Linked DNA regions of Mus musculus: region 2 is linked to region 1. The links are chromatin loops, found by intact Hi-C in ENCODE. Cell type or tissue: heart. All regions are shown on one strand. Each heading gives the region's core, and the rest is flanking DNA. Links, peaks and the distances in the headings are about the cores only. Region 1 holds the start of Upf1 (UPF1 regulator of nonsense transcripts homolog (yeast)). Region 2 holds the start of Ddx49 (DEAD box helicase 49).

The links. Peaks named below come from ENCODE experiments on the same cell type or tissue, not always from the same donor. Only the 100,000 strongest peaks of a DNase experiment are listed, where the experiment ranks them.
Region 2: a loop joins it to region 1, with 6 times the contacts of the local background. A loop is called at or near these places in 3 of 42 quality-filtered maps.

Annotation. Positions count from the first base shown.
Region 1 is chr8:70,348,832-70,357,155 of GRCm38, forward strand. It overlaps Upf1 (UPF1 regulator of nonsense transcripts homolog (yeast)), which reads right to left and starts at 4,448. Exons shown (of 24, transcript NM_030680.3): 1 at 3,947-4,448. The coding sequence starts at 4,162. In heart, for the core only: a CTCF peak has its summit at 6,446; DNase peaks (open chromatin) are centred at 3,251, 4,050 and 4,590; H3K4me3 peaks cover 3,592 bases; H3K27ac peaks cover 4,369 bases.
Region 2 is chr8:70,299,174-70,307,497 of GRCm38, forward strand. Ddx49 (DEAD box helicase 49) reads right to left here and starts at 3,279. Exons shown (of 13, transcript NM_001024922.2): 1 at 3,150-3,279; 2 at 1,806-1,929. The coding sequence starts at 3,264. It overlaps Cope (coatomer protein complex, subunit epsilon), which reads left to right and starts at 3,594. Exons shown (of 10, transcript NM_021538.2): 1 at 3,594-3,759; 2 at 5,461-5,523; 3 at 6,462-6,562; 4 at 7,326-7,478. The coding sequence starts at 3,634. In heart, for the core only: no CTCF peak of the experiment used is centred there; a DNase peak (open chromatin) is centred at 3,328; H3K4me3 peaks cover 2,499 bases; H3K27ac peaks cover 1,918 bases.

The DNA of each region.
Region 1 (8,324 bases), core at 241-8,240:
AACTGTTGAAGCTGTGGGCCACCAATCTGGCACCTGTGGCTCTAGGGGCCTCTTCTCTCACTAGCCCAGAAGGGCAGGTGGGGCTCAGCAGCCACTAAAGAGAGGGCTCCTTTCACAGGCAGCTTACACATGGCCAGAGGTCTTCTCACATCACTGCTTCACCCTAGTCACACAGTGCCACCCTCTGTCAGTTCTCCTCTCAGCCTTGCCTAAGGCCCTTCTGTCCAGGGCAGATCACAGTGCCCGCAGCCCCAGGCACATCCAAGCCATGCTCTCACCCAACTCAGAGGCTAGTGCCCCCAAAGGCTTCCAGGATGACCTGAGTGCCACCTTCCTCAGCTTCTCAGAGTGGGCACCATGAGCACTGGTCAGGTCTTCCTCCACCAGTCCACCATACAAGAGGGAAAAGAAGGTGCTGTGGGGCTGAGAATAGAAGCCAGGCCATAGGCTGCCAAGAGGTCATGTGGGGCAGAGAAACACCTGAGGGTGCAGAGGTGGAGCCAGTCCCAGCCATGAGCAAAGTGAGGGCCTCAGGGCTGCCACTGGTCTCACCTGTGACCACTGGAGCAGGTGCTGCCCAGGAACTGCACCAAAGGAGAGCCACAGTGGCTGCTGGACTCTGTAAAAGTTCGTAACTATTATCTCACTTTACAACAGCTGTTCCCAGGAGTGAGGAGGGCTCACAGAGGCAAGGAGAGTCTCTTTTGGTTTGCTCACTTTTTCCCACAGTACTGCTCTCAGAGCCTTAGCATTTTGATCGAGGGCAGGTCTCCACACACCCACAGTGGGACCATGCAGGAAGCTGAACCGTAGCAGGTATGGTGTGGCCCACCAGGCTAAGGAGCCACGTGTGGAGAGTGAAGCTGGAGAGGATGATAGGTCGCTGTGAAGAAAGACCAGGAGGTGATAGGTACTGGAGCACAGTAGCATATCAGAGTCCTAGTTGGTACCCAAAGCCATTACAATCTTTAGTCTCCAGTAAGGGCACACAGTGGCATCTGTTTTCTAGCATTCGGATTTTTACTATTTCACTGATGGCAGAAGTCCTATGTGCTAAGCATGTGACAGTGGAGACTGCCACGGGTCTCCATCACATCACAAGGGCAACCCAGTCCCATAGCCCCACCACCACCACTACAGTTCCCTCTTCGCTAGTCCTTGTCCTGACAGCACCTACAGTAAAGCCCTACTGTTTCATCTCCAGTAGTGGGTCCTGTCCCCGTTGATTTCACTGTCAAAAAGAAAGGTGAGAGCAGTGCTCAGGAGAGAAGAACAGGGGGGGTTTCTCCCACAAGCCTGTATGCAAATGACAACTAAAGTCACCTTTCAGTACTCCAAGGAAATAGGAATCTGAGAGTCAAAAACTGGGAAAAAAACAGCCTGTCATATCTCAGGGACACTCTACCTGGACCTTCAGGGTTCTAATGAATAGTGGGGCCTTTCGCACAGAAAATGGGGGTTCTCTGATATTGAGATAACATCTAGACTTCAGGGTCAAATCTCTACCCAGTCAGCATCCAGAGCCACACAAGACTCCAGAACAAGCTTCCCCTACAAACTTCTCCCACAAGCACCTTCCGGGTCTGTGCTGTGCAGTCACTCCGTCGCAAAAAGAAAACACCAACACATGCCAGCAAGGGGCACTCAGGTCATGACAGCAAGTGAGGAGGTAGGCAGAGCCTACAGAGTGTCTGCCCAACAATAACAGGGCCCCGAGTTTGGTCTGCACTTCAAAGTAGTGAGCCACAAACACAACAGACACAGGACAAGTATACTATGCTATCTATCCAGCACAGGAAGGGCCTGGGACATTTATATCCACAGAGGCCACAGGACTATTGGTGGCTGAAGAGAAGCTGAGGGTGCAGGGACTCGGGATGCTAGGATATTACTTGGTATTAATGATGTTGGCCCAAAAGGCCACTGTGCTGCCAGCTTTCCAGGGATAAATGCAAGCTCCATGACCCTGCTTCAATAAAGCTGGGAGAGGACCTCCATTGGCCAACAGGAGGAGCTCAACCTACTGGGTGGGGGGTCCAGCCTCCTTGGACCCCCTGAACAAAGGCTGTGTGACCCATTTACCTCAAAGGACAAATAAGGAAAATCAATGTTTCTTGGTGGCAGAGGGCCCTGGGTATGCAAGGAAGGAGTTTCTCTCCACTTTCCAATTCTGTTCACTTTCTCCCCACAGATGCAGGTCCTCCGAATACAGGATTGAAGGCGCTCCCTCCCTTCCTTGTGATGAGAGGCCACAGGTGGGTGGCAGCTCATGGCTCAATCTATGATTTCAACTGGCGGAGCAGGGCACACCCATGTGAGCACACGCACAGCCTGAGTCTGCTCTGCACATTAGCTAGAGCTAAAAGACCTTGAGATGAAGCAGGCCACTTCCACTCGTCTCCCCAACTGCGCCATCACAGCCCTTCTCCAGGTCCATGAGGCCCAAAGGAAACAAGGAAGGTCTACCCAGTGGGGAGACTAACAGGAGGACTAGCTTGCAGGGCCACCTCACTCCTCCAGGCAATCTGCCCTCTCCCCACCTCCTTACACTAAAGGTAAACAGCTAGAAACAACAAGCTGGCACACCTGATCCGCATCGCAACAGGAGCTGAGTCAGCCCTCTCCTTCTATTCGGGCTGAAAATGAGCCCAAGTGGGTGGTCTACCCACAGGCATGACTCAACCAGCCAGCTTGAAGGCCCTCCCAGAATGCGGTCTGAGATCACTGCTGAAGACTGGTGGTGGCTCCCTAGCCCTAAGTACAGATGGACTACAAGAACACCTGTGGCTCTAGCCTGCAGCTCCCCCCCCTCCCCGAGAGAATACAGGAAAACAAAGCCAAGAGGTGCCTGACACCAAGCCAGCCATAGAGAGGGAGAGCATTTGATGGGGAGGCAGAGGGGGCCTGGCCCTGGCCCAACCTGAAATGCCTACATCGGCAGCCTATCATTCAAAACAAAAGCCCCTCCCCAAGGCACAGTCACCCATGTGGTACCCATTGTGGGTAAGGAACAAAATTCAAACCCAACTTTTCCAAGCAGAGCCTAGGAGTTACATAACACCGGTTTCAGCAACAGGCAACCCAGAAGGAAAAACAAACCGGCAGTCACCTCTCCATCCACAAAGTGGGCTATTTCCACTTGAGGCGACAAAACCCTGGCTCTGCTCCAGGGAACCCCTAACCCAAACTTGAACTTGAACCCTGGCTGGAGGGGGTGGTGGATGAAGTGGCAAAAGGGTGAGATGGGGTGGTTGGACTAGCCAAACAGGTGACCCTGGAGGGCAATGTGGGTCCGTCCAGAGGATAGCAACTGTGGACAGGTCACCTTAGACATACCTAGGAGGGGAGTGAGGGAAGCTCTGGCTTAAGCCTTGAGCCGAGCAGATCCTGCGCTACAGGAGGGACACTAATGCAGGTCACTGCCCAGCCTAGCAGGGTGGAGGAAAAAAGGACAGGTGGCAAGTAGCTGGGACAAGAGGCTGGGAATCAGAGAAGATGGTAGGTAGCTGGGTGGGCCAGAGCAGCAAGGACTAGGGCAGGTAGCAGGAACCTGAGTCAGGTGGCAATGACTGTGGCAGGTAGACCTGGAAGAGGTAGTTGGAATAGGGTGGAAGCAGAGATCTGGGAAAAGGGCAAGTAACGGGAACCAGATCTGGTAATAAGGTACCAGAGACCTAGGGCAGGTGGCGGGTACCTGGGCAGTTTAAACAAGAATCCAGGGTGGGTAACTGGAGCTGGCCAATAGGGACTTAATGTTTAAGGAGCCAGAGCAGGAAGCAGTTACCCAGGCTTGTTAACTGGACCTGAAGCCGGTAGCTCGGACCAGCGCCGTCTAACTGGGACCTGGCTCAGGTTCACAGGGGCCCAAGGCTGGTTAACTGGGATCTAGCGCCGCAGCTCCCGCGCCCGCCCGGCTTCCGGCGCCGCCATGCGCCGCTCAACTCACTTGTGCGTCGAGCTGGCCGGCCGCGCCGCCTGCGCCCGCTCCGCCCGGGCCTCCCGCGCCGCCGGGGCCGCCGGGGGGCGTCTGCGTCTGGCTGGGAAGGGTGAAGTCGGTGAATTCGAACTCGGAGCCCTGGGTGTCGGCGCCGAGCAGCTCGGCCTCCTCAGTGTCCAAGAAGGTGAGTGTTTGCGAGCTGGGGCCGTACGCCTCCACACTCATCCTGCCGCCCGGGCCGCGCCTTCAGCGGGCGCCTCACCGCACTCGAGCCCGAGGCTTCGGCTAGGCCTAGGCCGTAATCCGGAGTAGCCGCTGCCGCCGCCCTGAGAGCCGGGCGGGCTCCGAGTCGGCCTCCGAAAGCAGAGCCGGGCCGCCGGTTCTGAGCTCTGAGTTGCCGCCGCCGCCGCCGCCGCCGCCGCCGCCGCCGCCGCCGCCGCGCCCCTCCGTAACGCTGCTCGCCTCAAAGCCGACCGCCGCTCTCAGACCCCTGGACAGGAACCGCCGTCGCCGCCACCGCTGCGGTGCGCGTGCGCGAGCCGGACGCCGGCACAGATGCGCGTGCGCGAGTCCGACGCCGGCGCAGGCGCGCGCGTTCCTCCCGGAAAGTAGCCAACCGCACCGGAGCACTGGGAGCTAAGCGGGAGGGCGGAACTCGCCGTGCGCCTGCGCGAAGAGGCGGGCCTTCAACCGCCTAAAGGACCTGGGCTCGCGAACTTGGCCCCGCCCCAACTGCTGCCTAGCGGTGCGCATGCGCGCATGCGACGTCCTCACCTCCGGGCTTCAGGGCTGGATGTTCGTTAGGTGCTGATTGAGGCTCTCTCCAGAAGGTTTTGGGTGTGGAGCCTGTGGCACGGGGACCACGCACCTGCACTCCTTGAACCTTAGTTACCCCGTCTGTCACTTGGCTCGTGGCCATTCTCAGTATTCATCGATTGAATAAATGAGTAGGGAGCGGGGACTCTGCCAAATGGTAGTCACTGCTACCCCGAGCACTCCTGAAGCCTGTGAAGATAAATGCTTCTTTTGTCTTGCGATCAAGTCGCACTGGTCCGAGCTAGCCTGGGAATCGCTGAGAAGGGGTCAGGTCCCCTAGAACTAGTTATGAATGGATGTGAGCTCCTCTTGTAAGCGCTGGGTGCACAACTCTGAGCCATTTCTCCGGCCTGTTTTGGTTTTGATTGAGGGTCTCACACTGTAACCATGGTTGGTTTGGAATTCGGGGGAATCCTCCTGCCTCAAAGTGCCTGGTGGTGGGGTGACAGGTGTACATGCAATGTTGACCACGGAACTAAGGGCTCTTGTGTGCTAGGCAGAAGCTACCAACTGATGAGCATCCACAGCCAGCTGCGAGACTTAGAGAAACACTCCTCCCTGGGTTTCCTTCCCACTCTTCAGTGGAGGAAGTGTAAGTGTTGCAGCTCTGAAGGGAAAGGCATTCCCCCCACAGAAGTGTATCTGCTCTGCTTGGGCAGGGGGAGGGGTGGAGGTGGTTCCCCAAAGTGTTTCAGCTGTGCTCCAAAAGATCCTGGCAATTGGGAGCCAAGAAATAGAACAAAGTCACAGCACACAACAAACCTAACACGAGATTTATTGCGAGGGAAAAACCCAGGAGGGTGGCTGCCTCTGCTTGGGTGGATCTCCCAGTAAGGACACTCCTTAAAATCCAAGCACTCAGGAGTCGAAGGCAGGGAGATCTCTGTAACTCTGAGGCCAGCCTTGTCTACAGAGCGAAGTTCAGGACACCCAACATTACATCATCTCAAAACACACAAAAACAGATGCTGAGTGTAGAGGCGCAGTCTCCCAGGACTCTGGAGATGGAGACAGAGCAAGGATTCAAGGTCATCCTAAGTTGTATAGCAAGTTTGAGGCCAGCCTGAGGTATATTAGAACTTGGCTAAAAAACACAATGAAACAAACAAAAACAGATAAGTAAATGTTCCATCAGGCCAAGGATTAGTTAGCCCAGTTCGCTGCAACCTTCCATAGAGGGACAGTAGTGCCTGTAGCCACTGCTCAATAAAAGGTTCTCTGTTGCTTTGTTGTTTTTCAATTCTTAGTACATTTATTTAGTTGTGTGTGGGCACACTTGTACATGCACAGCACATGTGTGGGATCACAAGACAACCTACAGGTATTGGTTCTCTCCTAATAATGGAACTCGGATTTGGTGACAAGCCCCTTTACCCACTGAGCCATCTCATCAACCTCTTGGGTCAGTCAACAGGATATAAGATTAAACCACCAGAGTCCAGACTTCAGTTGTCTTTTTGGAGTAGGATCTTTGAGAGTTCGAGACCAGCCTGGTTTAAAAAGTGAGATTCCGGGGCTGGTGAGATGGCTCAACAGATAAGAGCACCCAACTGTTCTTCTGAAGGTCCTGAGTTCAATTCCCAGCAACCACATGGTGGCTCACAACCATCCCTAACAAGATCTGGCGCCCTCTTCTGGAGTGTCTGAAGACAGCTACAGTGTACTTACATATAATAAATAAATAAATCTTTTTTTTAAAAAAAAAGTGAGATTCAGGATAAACAAGAGAACCATTGTCTCAAAAAATTAAGCCTGGCGGTGGTGGCACTCGCCTTTAATCCCAGCACTTGGGAAGCAGAGGCAGGTGGATTTCTGAGTTCGAGGCCAGCCTGGTCTACAGAGTGAGTTCCGAACAGCCAGGGCTACACAGAGAAACCCTGTCTCTAGAACCCCCCCCCAAAAAAAATTAATTAAATCTTTAAACAAGACAAGTAATTGCTCAAGACCTCTTCTCAGGCAGGAGTCCTCCAATCCTGCATGTGGCACATGGTGTGCTCTCAGTCCCACTGAAATCGGTGGAAAAGAATTAGCCGGGCGTGGTGCATGCCTTTAATCCCAGCACTTGGGAGGCAGAGGCAGGCAGATTTCTGAGTTTGAGGCCAGCCTGGTCTACAAAGTGGGTTCCAGGACAGCCAGGGCTATACAGAGAAAACAAAACAAAAACAAACAAACAAAAAAAAGACCAAAAAAAATTTTGTTTTTGTTTTTTGAGACAGACCCTGCCTCACACAAGCTGGAGGGTGAGGAGGCACACCTAGCATCGTCTGAAGTCAAGGGCTCCTGTGGCGAATGTCCTGTACACACAGGCTTGTGCTCAGGCTATGCATGTCTGAGATTTCTCAATAGTGTCCCAGTGTCACAGCAATGTGTGCTTTGTTAAACTAAGGTCACAGAGGAAGTGTGGGGCCACTCTGTTTCTCCTCCTTCTCCTTCTCCTTCTCCTTCTCTTATTTTTAAATAATAGACTTTGTTAGGAAGGAAAAATGGCCAGACCTGTAGTTTATATACTGACTCATGTCTGATGGTCTGTAACCTCCGGCCATGGGAAGATGAACCCACTTGGTGGGTCTCAGACTTCAAGACAGGAAAGATACATAATGAAGTGGCCCAAAGTCTGGTACTGGGGCTCAGCTTGGAGCTCAGTTATTGTACAGTGCTGGTAACTGAGTAGGACACCTCTTTATCTGACTGCACAGGACCCTGTGTTCTGTCTCCAACTTCTCACAAGCTGGGTGTGGTGGTGCACAGCTGGCCCCACCCCCTCCCCCACCCCAGCACTCAGGAGATAAACAAGATTTCAAGGTCATCTCAGATGAACAAATTTGAGACCAGCTTGTAGATACTTTGTGGGTTCTTCTTTCTTCCAATATTTCAATCCCCTAAAACTAGATAAGAAAGAAAAAAAAAACAGAGAGGAAAGGAAGAAAGAGATCTTTAAATAAAGTCAGGGATTGAAAAGGGGGCCACAATAGGTTTAGAATATTTCCTGCTGATTAGGAGTTATTGAGTTCCTTGCAGGCAGCTTTGATCTTTGCCATCAGGATATCTAATTTCTTCTTGTTGTGTATCTTCTTTGTGCGTAACTACATAGCAAACTGCAACGAATCACTAACCAACACCCCACCCCTCTTGGGGCTTTCACATTTGTATACCCTCTGAAAAGTCCCCAGTGTTCCAGAGCCACACAGTTACAGAAATTCTCTGCAGCTGGCACAATCACGCCCCTGCTAGAGCACAGGACAAATCATAGTCAGCTGCCATGGACACTGGGAACAAAGCTGCCCCATCTTCCACACCTGGGATTAAAGTGACCAAAACATTGTCTTATAATATTTCTGTGTTTTTCAAAGAAACCAAAACTGTAAAATTTCTCACTATCCCAGCCTGTGCAACATTATGAGAGGCCCTCTCTCTCAAAAAAAAAAAATATCAGAATAGGAGGCTGGAGGGATGGCCCAGAGGTTAAGAGCACAGGGTGCTCTCCTAGAGGACCTGGGTTTGGTTCCCAGCACCCCACCCACGTGGCAATTGTAACCCCTGATACTTTCTTCTGATCTCCATGGGTACCTGG
Region 2 (8,324 bases), core at 22-8,021, 50 kb before region 1:
AATCTTCTGGCTCCTGATTCTTTGGCTCGGTCTGTCTTCACCTGTGTAGAGTTGTTCTCTCCCTGCAACCTGCCTCTGCACAACTGTCCCAGGAGAACTGCCTCCTCCTCTCTGCACTGCCCCTCACGTAGCTTCCCATTCCTCTTCTCCTGAGAGTTGGCCATGTGCTACTCTGTCAAATCTCACTGTCTGCCACTCAATTAGACATCACTTTCAAACATGGGTACTTCCTTCTACAAACTAACTTTACTTACATTGTTTGGGATTAAAGCAGTGTACTAAGGGCATGTCTCTGATTAGACATCAGAGGCATTAAAGATGTGTGCTAAAGCTGAGCCACACCACAACTAAAGACAAGTTAAATAACACAATCTTAGGGTTCACAGTGTGATCAAACATCCTGCAACAGCAGGCAGATCTTTGTGAATTGGAGGCCAGCTTGGTCCACAGAGTGAGGTCCAGGAGAGCCACAGTTACACAAAGAAACCCTGCCTAGAAAATCCAAAAGGAAATAAATAGAAGACGGGGGTGGAGAGACAGCTCAGCAACTGAGACCTCTTCCAGGGGTCCTGAGTTTAATTTCCAGCACTCACATGGCAGCTTACAACTGTCTCTCACAGGACTCAACACCTTCTTCTGTCCATGGCATATAAATAATCAAACCTTTGGCAGGGTGTGGTGGTACCCACTTTTAATCCCAGCACTCAGGAGGCCGAGGCAGAAGGATCTCTGTGAGTCAGTGCCAGCCTGGTCCACAGAGGGAGCTCCAGGACAGCAGGCTCTGGGGGATGAGTGGTGGGGGAAAGGAGTTAAAAAATAAAACACAGTGGGGGGAGGGTATGAGGGACTTTTGGGATAGCATTGGAAATGTAAATGAGGAAAATACCTAATAAAAAATATACATAAAAATAAATAAAACACAGCGGGAGAAATGGAGGGTGCCTGATGTTAACCCTGACCCACATGTAAACACAATCGCAATCTCATCCTCTGTGTGATATTTGAGACCTATATTCAAGATGCTGACAGCATCCTTTCTGTTCCCTGCTGCTGGCCTCTCCTATGCACAATGGAACCTATATACCTACAATAGCTTTTTTTTTTTTTTTGGTTTTTTGAGACAGGGTTTCTCTGTGTAGCCCTGGCTGTCCTGGACCTCACTCTGTAGAGCAGGCTGGCCTCAAACTCAGATCTCTGCCTGCCTCTGCCTCTCAAGTGCTGGGATTAAAGGCGTGTGCCACCACAGCCCAGCTACAATATCTTTTAAACACATTTATTACATTTCTTTATCTATATGGGTGTGCACATGCATGATGTGGCGCTCCAATGGAGGTCAGAGGCCAATCTGTGGAAGTCACTTCTTTCCTTTCACCCTGAAGGTGAGTCCCTGGGGGCTGAACTTAGGCTTATAGGCAAATGGCTCTGCCTGCTAAGCAATCTTACTGGCCCAAGGATATCATTTTGTTTCCCTAGCTGTTAGACTTGGTAGCTCCCTCTTGAGTGCTAGGAATGTTTCACACACACCATTAGCCCTGCTTGATTCTGCAACCCTACAAGAGAGGAATGATTCTTACCCCATTTCACACAAGAGCAAAGTGCAACTCGGACAGGTCAAGAAAGCACATGTGGAGCTGGGCGTGGTGGCGCACACCTTTAATCCCAGCACTTGGGAGGCAGAGGCAGGCGGATTTCTGAGTTCAAGGCCAGCCTGGTCTACAGGACAGCCAGGGCTACACAGAGACCCTGTCTCGAAAAACCAAAAAAAAAAAAAAAGAAAGCACATGTGGCTGAGTGGGGAGGCTCACCTGGTGGGTGTCAGAACCAAGCAGAAGATGCCATAAGGGTCCTCAGACAGCTTCTGCAAGATGGGAAGCACAAAGGCTGCTGTCTTGCCACTTCCTGTTTTTGCACAGCCCAAGCAGTCCCGACCTAGGCAGATGGCAAAGCAGCATCAGTGTGGAGCAAGGGCCATGATTGGTCCCTTGGGCATTCCCTCATTATTGTAAGAAATAGATGGGTATGGTCTGCTTTTAGTACGAGGTGAGCTTACAGTTCACTAGAGCTACAGATGAGTTGGAGGCACTGGGTCCTTCTCTCCCCTAGTTAGTCTAAGACTCGGAGAGTTACAGGTGCTCTGCTATGTGACTGAGCCCATGATTAGAAAGGAAGGGCAGCCAGGCAGTAGTGGCGCACACCTTTAATTTCAGCACTTGGGAGGCAGAGGCAGGCAGATTTCTGAGTTCAAGGCCAGCCTGTTCTACAGAGTGAGTTCCAGGACAGCCAGGGCTATACAGAGAAACCCTGTCTCAAAAAAACAAAAAAACAAGGGAAAAAAAAAAGAAAGAAAAGAGAATAGAAGAGAGGCAGCCTCAAGACCCAAACTATTCATTAGAGAAGACTTGGGGCCCCAATGGACCAATGGGATGGGGAATTTGGGGAGGGGAAAAGCCCTGCAGGTCTATGGAAGAAAAGGTCAGGAATTTCCCATATTTGGGGAAAGGCTTCAAAAACTTGCTTGAAATCACCACACCAGCTATTTTTGCCTTTTCTCTATGCTGGTACCCCTTTCTCCAGAATTGAATATTTAAAACTGTTTCATTTCCACTAGTCCCTTGAACGTGTTATTATCTAATTTCCAACAATTATTATAATTGCTTGTTTGAAACAAATTTTCAGGTAGCCCAGGCTGGTCTGCAACTTGCTACCAAACTGAGGATCACCTTGAACTCCTGATCCTCTTGCTTCCACCTGCTCAGTATTGAGATGACTGAGAGTCACCACGTCCGGCTCCAAGGACGCCTCTTTAATGGCAAAAGTGAACTGGGTCGAAGAGCACTGACACAAACACGGAGCATTGGTTTTTACCTGGAGTTTGACGGCTTCTACGTCAAAGCCAGCTCTACCCTTTTTTTTTTTCAGTGCCATGTTTTAGTCATTCACCGATCTCTCCCTATGCTCGGGTGCTACGAAAACTTAAGAGGTGCCACCCATCACCTGTGTGATAATGAACACGAGTCGGTCGCAGCGTAAATGTCAATGCTGCGGGTCAGGGTCCCCGAAACACTCAATGCTGTCCTGATTCCTGGAACCCAAGTGGGGCTAAGGAAGAGCGGGCAAAGAAAGGCATTAAAAGAAAGGCGAGAACTCACCTTCCAGGATGGCCGGAATGCACCCGAGCTGCACCGGCGTGGGCTGCTTCAACCCCAGCTGTCGACACTGTTCTACCAGCCACGACGACAACCCGATCTCAGCGAACCCCGCCATGCTCCAGACCCGGGCAGAGAACCTAGAAATGAGTGCTTCCGGCGCGTGAATGCTACGTCACGTCCACCCCGGCGCAGTCCGGCCTGGAAAAGTTGTGAGAGGACGTTGGCGGAGGAATGTGACGTCACGGAGAGACCCTCTCCAGATCCTTCAACCAATCCGAGCTTTGACCGCTTTTCAGTGTTTTGGTTCTGAAGGCCTTGTGTTTGTTGACGGAATCCGAACTATAGTTCTCGGGAGGCTTTGCAAGGTTTCTTTTTCATCGCCTCTGATTTGTCCCATAGAACTACGTTTCCCAGAGTTCCTGACGACGGGGACCTGCTTCCGGCCTACGTGTCCCAGAAGAAGGTTGGTTAGAGGTGCGGTGACATGGCTCCTCCGGTTCCTGGCGCGGTCTCTGGCGGCTCCGGAGAGGTAGATGAGCTGTTCGACGTGAAGAACGCTTTCTACATCGGCAGCTACCAGCAGTGCATCAACGAGGCTCAGCGCGTGAAGGTGGGCAGCGTGCGGAGCAGCTTCCGGCGCGCTCTGAGGTTCTGGTCCGAGGACTCGGTTTCTCTTATAATTAGGGATGGTTTTCAATTTACTCTGTAACCGAGGCTAACCTTGAGGTCCTGCGCCTCCAGTCTTCACCCCTCCAGTGCTAGGATGACAGGTGTGCACCCCTGTGCCAAGCTTCCAACTTTCTGGTGGTTGATTGACAGGGGCTCACTTTATAGCCCAGGCTGACCTGAAGTCAGGGTAATGGTGAGGTGACAGGTGTGCGCCACTAGCTCCATCATAAAACCTCTTACTGTTTCGTTTTTAAACCCCCCCCGCCCCCCTTTTTTAAGTGTCTAAAGTCAGGCATCATGGTGCACGCCTTCTATTCCAGCACTTGGGAGGCTGATCTCTGTAAGTTTAGGGTCAGCCTGATCTTCATAAGCAGTTCTAGGTCAGTTCGGGTAATACTGTAATCTGTCTTAATAATAGTCCTAAACCGGAGGTAGCTTGGTGTGCCTTAAATCCCAGCACCCAGAGGCAGAGGCAGTCAAGTCTCTGAGTTTTGGACCACTCTGATCTACATAGCGACTTCCAGGACAGCCAGGGTGCTACAGAAAAACCCCGTCTTGAACTGTACCCTCCTCGCCTCCCCCACTCCCCCCAAAAGGGAAGTTTGGTTATAAAAGAAGACAGTCTCCTTTAGCCCAGGCTGGCCTCAGACTCCCCATGTTGCTGAAGAGCACTGAATTCCTGATGGCCATGCCTGCTCTCTGGAGTGCTGGGATCATAGTGTGCACAGCCAAAGCACAGCTTCGATGCAAATGCTCCACAGGCTAAATCCTTGCCCTGGTTTTGTTTTATGTTTTAAGCAGCTTCATATAGCCCAGGCTGTCCCTAGATGTAGCAGTCTTGTCTCAGCCTCCCAGATGCAGGATGACAGGCCTGTGCCACAATGCTCAGCTTGTCTTTAGTTCATTAAAGATGTGACCCGTGTTTGCAACAGCCTGTGTGTGTTGTTGACAGAATCACCTGTCACTCATTCTTCACTGTGCACTCGTGGAAAACAGCATTCCTGCTGGGCTCAGTAAGGGATGGAGTTGGTGGAACTACAGGCTTTCTAGGTATAGTAGCCTTGGCAACAGAGGCAGCACAGAGAGCCAGGAAATGGCAGAATGGGTGTAGAAAGTGGTGGTCTTAGACTTGCCTGTTTTGAATGTGAAACAGAGTCAGGGCTGTGATGGGCTGGGGCATGGCTCAGGTAAACTATGTGGAGGCTTGTCCTTACCAGGCTAAAAAGCTGTTTTGTTAAGGTTCTGGACAAGAGGCAAGAAGATCCAACTTGTTCTCAGCTATGTAGTGAGTTTGAGGCCAGCCTAGTCTGCATGAAACCCTGTCTCCAAAACTCCCAAAATAATAAAATCAAAGCCAAATTCATTGAGCTTGTAAAGCGCCCAACAGGGCTGGGGCATGCAGCTGTGCTGCTGCTGTAGCCGTAGTGGCACTGCACGCTGTGATACTGGGATGACGCTGTGATACTGGGATGACGGCGGAGCCTCCTTGGGCTCGCATCAGTTGAGAGAAGATCAGGGCTTTGCACACTGGGTGCCCTCTGGAGGCTTTGGGGCTTCTGGGTCTCCTGGATTCCAGCTGAGACCCAGAGCTATGAGCCTAGCAGGGAGGCTGCCCAGCCTCACTCTGCATATCTTCTCACAGCTCTCCAGTCCTGAGCGGGAAGTAGAGAGGGATGTCTTCCTATACAGAGCATACCTCGCACAGGTGAGTGTGGACAGCCTGGGGAAGGGCACAGAGTATTATGCAGGAAAGCCGTGGACAGCCAGGCCAGGGGACTGTCAGGATGCCTCATCACGGGGAGGGTTAAGTATGTGTGGTCCTGAGAATTGAACTCAGGTCATCAGGCTTGGCAGCCATCTCACATAGCTTAGACTGGCCTTGGATTCACTATGGAGTCCAGGATGACCTTCCTTTCCTGCCTCCACCTCCCTTGTGCTACCATGCCTGGCTTCGTCATTACCTACAGAAAACACAAGGTGTATTTTCACTTCTGTGTTCTAAAAACAGCCCCAGGCTGTGCAAGGTGGCACAGGCCCGTCTTCCCAGCACTTGGGAGCCTGAGGCAGAAGGAGCTCAAGTTTAAAGTACCCTGGGCTACACAACAAAATGCTGCTCAAAAAGATATATTCCTAGTGACCTCTGAAAAGGTCTTCTTCACTCTGGCCCAGGGCAAGGGCTGAGGTGCCCCAGGAGGAGCCTGGTAAACAGCCTCCTAACCACAGACTGCATCACCACCCTGTGCCTAGGTCAGTCGCACACTCTGTGTGGTTCTGTGTGGCTGTGATCTTCCCAACAGGGCATGGTGACACAGTACTTGGAAGGCTGAGGAAGGGGATTGCTGCAACTCTGAAAGCAGCCTGGTTGAGAAAGGACAGCAAGGGACAGGTGGCTCCAGAAGTAGCTGTGGGTGTCAGCAAGAGATCTGCCAGGTGGGGGAAGGTGGGACATAGCAGACACCCTCTGCCCCCACCCTGCTGACACATGTCCCCAGCTACAGCAGGGAAAACAAACGTGGCCACCTTGCTGCCTGCTGCAGATGCATGTGACACTGCTGTCTTGGGCAGTGTGCTGGTGGTGTGGGCTGTGGGTTGGGAATATAAAGCCTTTAGGTAGGAAGGACTGATATGCACCTGTGACCGTAGAGGAAGTATGGCGTGGTCCTGGATGAGATCAAACCCTCCTCGGCCCCAGAACTCCAGGCTGTGCGCATGTTTGCTGAGTACCTTGCCAGTGAGAACCAGAGGTAAGGTTTGGCCAGGGCAGGTGGCACTAGGCCCAAATAGCTGGAGCCCAGGGTCTGCTCCAACCTGCAGAGAGAGGGTAAGATGTCCTCACTTCTGGTGTCTCCATTCACTTCCCTTGCCTGCCCAGTGGAGGTGGTGGTGGACCCTGCTGCACAGGCCGTACCTAGCTGGGGTGTAGATATATGTTGATCACGCCAAGGACGCTCATGACCTTGGCTTCCTAGCACAGAAAAGAACACGTTGTGGGGGGGGGCGACTCTGGTAACTGTTCAGCAAGCCCTGTCTTAGAGCCTCAGACCTAAGAACACTGTCCCTTCCTAGCAGCTGTGCTAGCCGTACCCAGGGTAGAGTAGATCTTGCCTGCTTCACCCAAACCCAGGCCTGTTCATGGGCTTAGCACGAGGCCAGGGCACAGAGGCCTTTAGGATTCCCACCACCCAGAAATTGACCACTTCTGATGCAGTTTCTCAGCTATCACATGTAGCCCTCTAGCACGCAGATGGCCTGAGTGCCTGTTCTCACCTCTCCTAACTTGTTTTGTCATGTGCATGAGCAGGGATGGCTGGAAGCATCAAAAGCTGGTCTCCCTGATGCACCATGTTAGGGTTGCCTGGTGCTCTGTTAGGATGGCCTGGCCGCTCTGGTGCTCACTGCTGTGCACCCCTGGACTGACACGGCTCTGCGCTCCTGAAGAATGGGATCCCTCAGAGGCATGAGGCTGACTCCTGCCTTAGCCTCACAGTGAGCAGCCACATCTTGCAGGGACAGCATCGTGCTGGAGCTGGATCGGGAGATGAGCAGGAGTGTGGATGTGACCAATACCACTTTCCTGCTCATGGCTGCCTCCATCTACTTCCACGACCAGAACCCGGATGCAGCCCTGCGAACCCTGCACCAGGGCGACGGCCTTGAGTGGTGAGTGGCCTGAAGCCTGCTTCTTCTGGCTTCTCTAAAACAGGGTCTTACTGGGGCCCAGTCTAACCCTGACTCCCATAAGTTGTCCTCTGATCTCCACACTTCCACACTTGTGGTTTGGACATGCGCAAACACACACACACAAATAGAAAGAAAAGAGAACTTAGGTAAGTCCAAGCTGAAGGATCCCAGAGGGAGGATAAGAAGGGACTACAATCAAAATATGTTATATGTATGTATGACTTGTCAAAGAATGAGTTTAAAATTATTTAAAAAAAAAAAAAAAGCAAGGAGGGATAAGCAGGTCAGGCAGATACCTAAAATCCCATCTCCTAGAAAGCTGAGGGAGGTGAATCAAGCCCTGTACATACATACATACATACATACATACACATACATATATATGTATTTATGTATATGTATGTGTGTGTGCATATATATGTGTGTGTGTTTTTAGATATATTTATATATATGTACATAGATAGATAGATAGATAGATAGATAGATAGATAGATAGATAGATAGATAGATAGATAGATAGATTTGGGGACAGATGTGTACAACAGTGCGTATGTGCACGCTGCAGAGCAGAGGACAATTCGTGGGAGTTGGTTCTCTCTACCATGTGGACCCTGGAGGTCATCAGGCTTCATAGCAAGTGTTTATTTACTCTCTGGACCATTTCTCAGATATCTTAGGGTTTTGAGGCTAGCCTGGGCGACACAGTGAGAGAGCTTGTTTCAAGTGGGATGGGGAGGCCTGTCATCTCTGTCACCTCAGGACTTGGAGGTAGGGGGAGGATGATCTGGAATTCAAGGTCATCCTCAGCTGATCTAAACTTTGAGT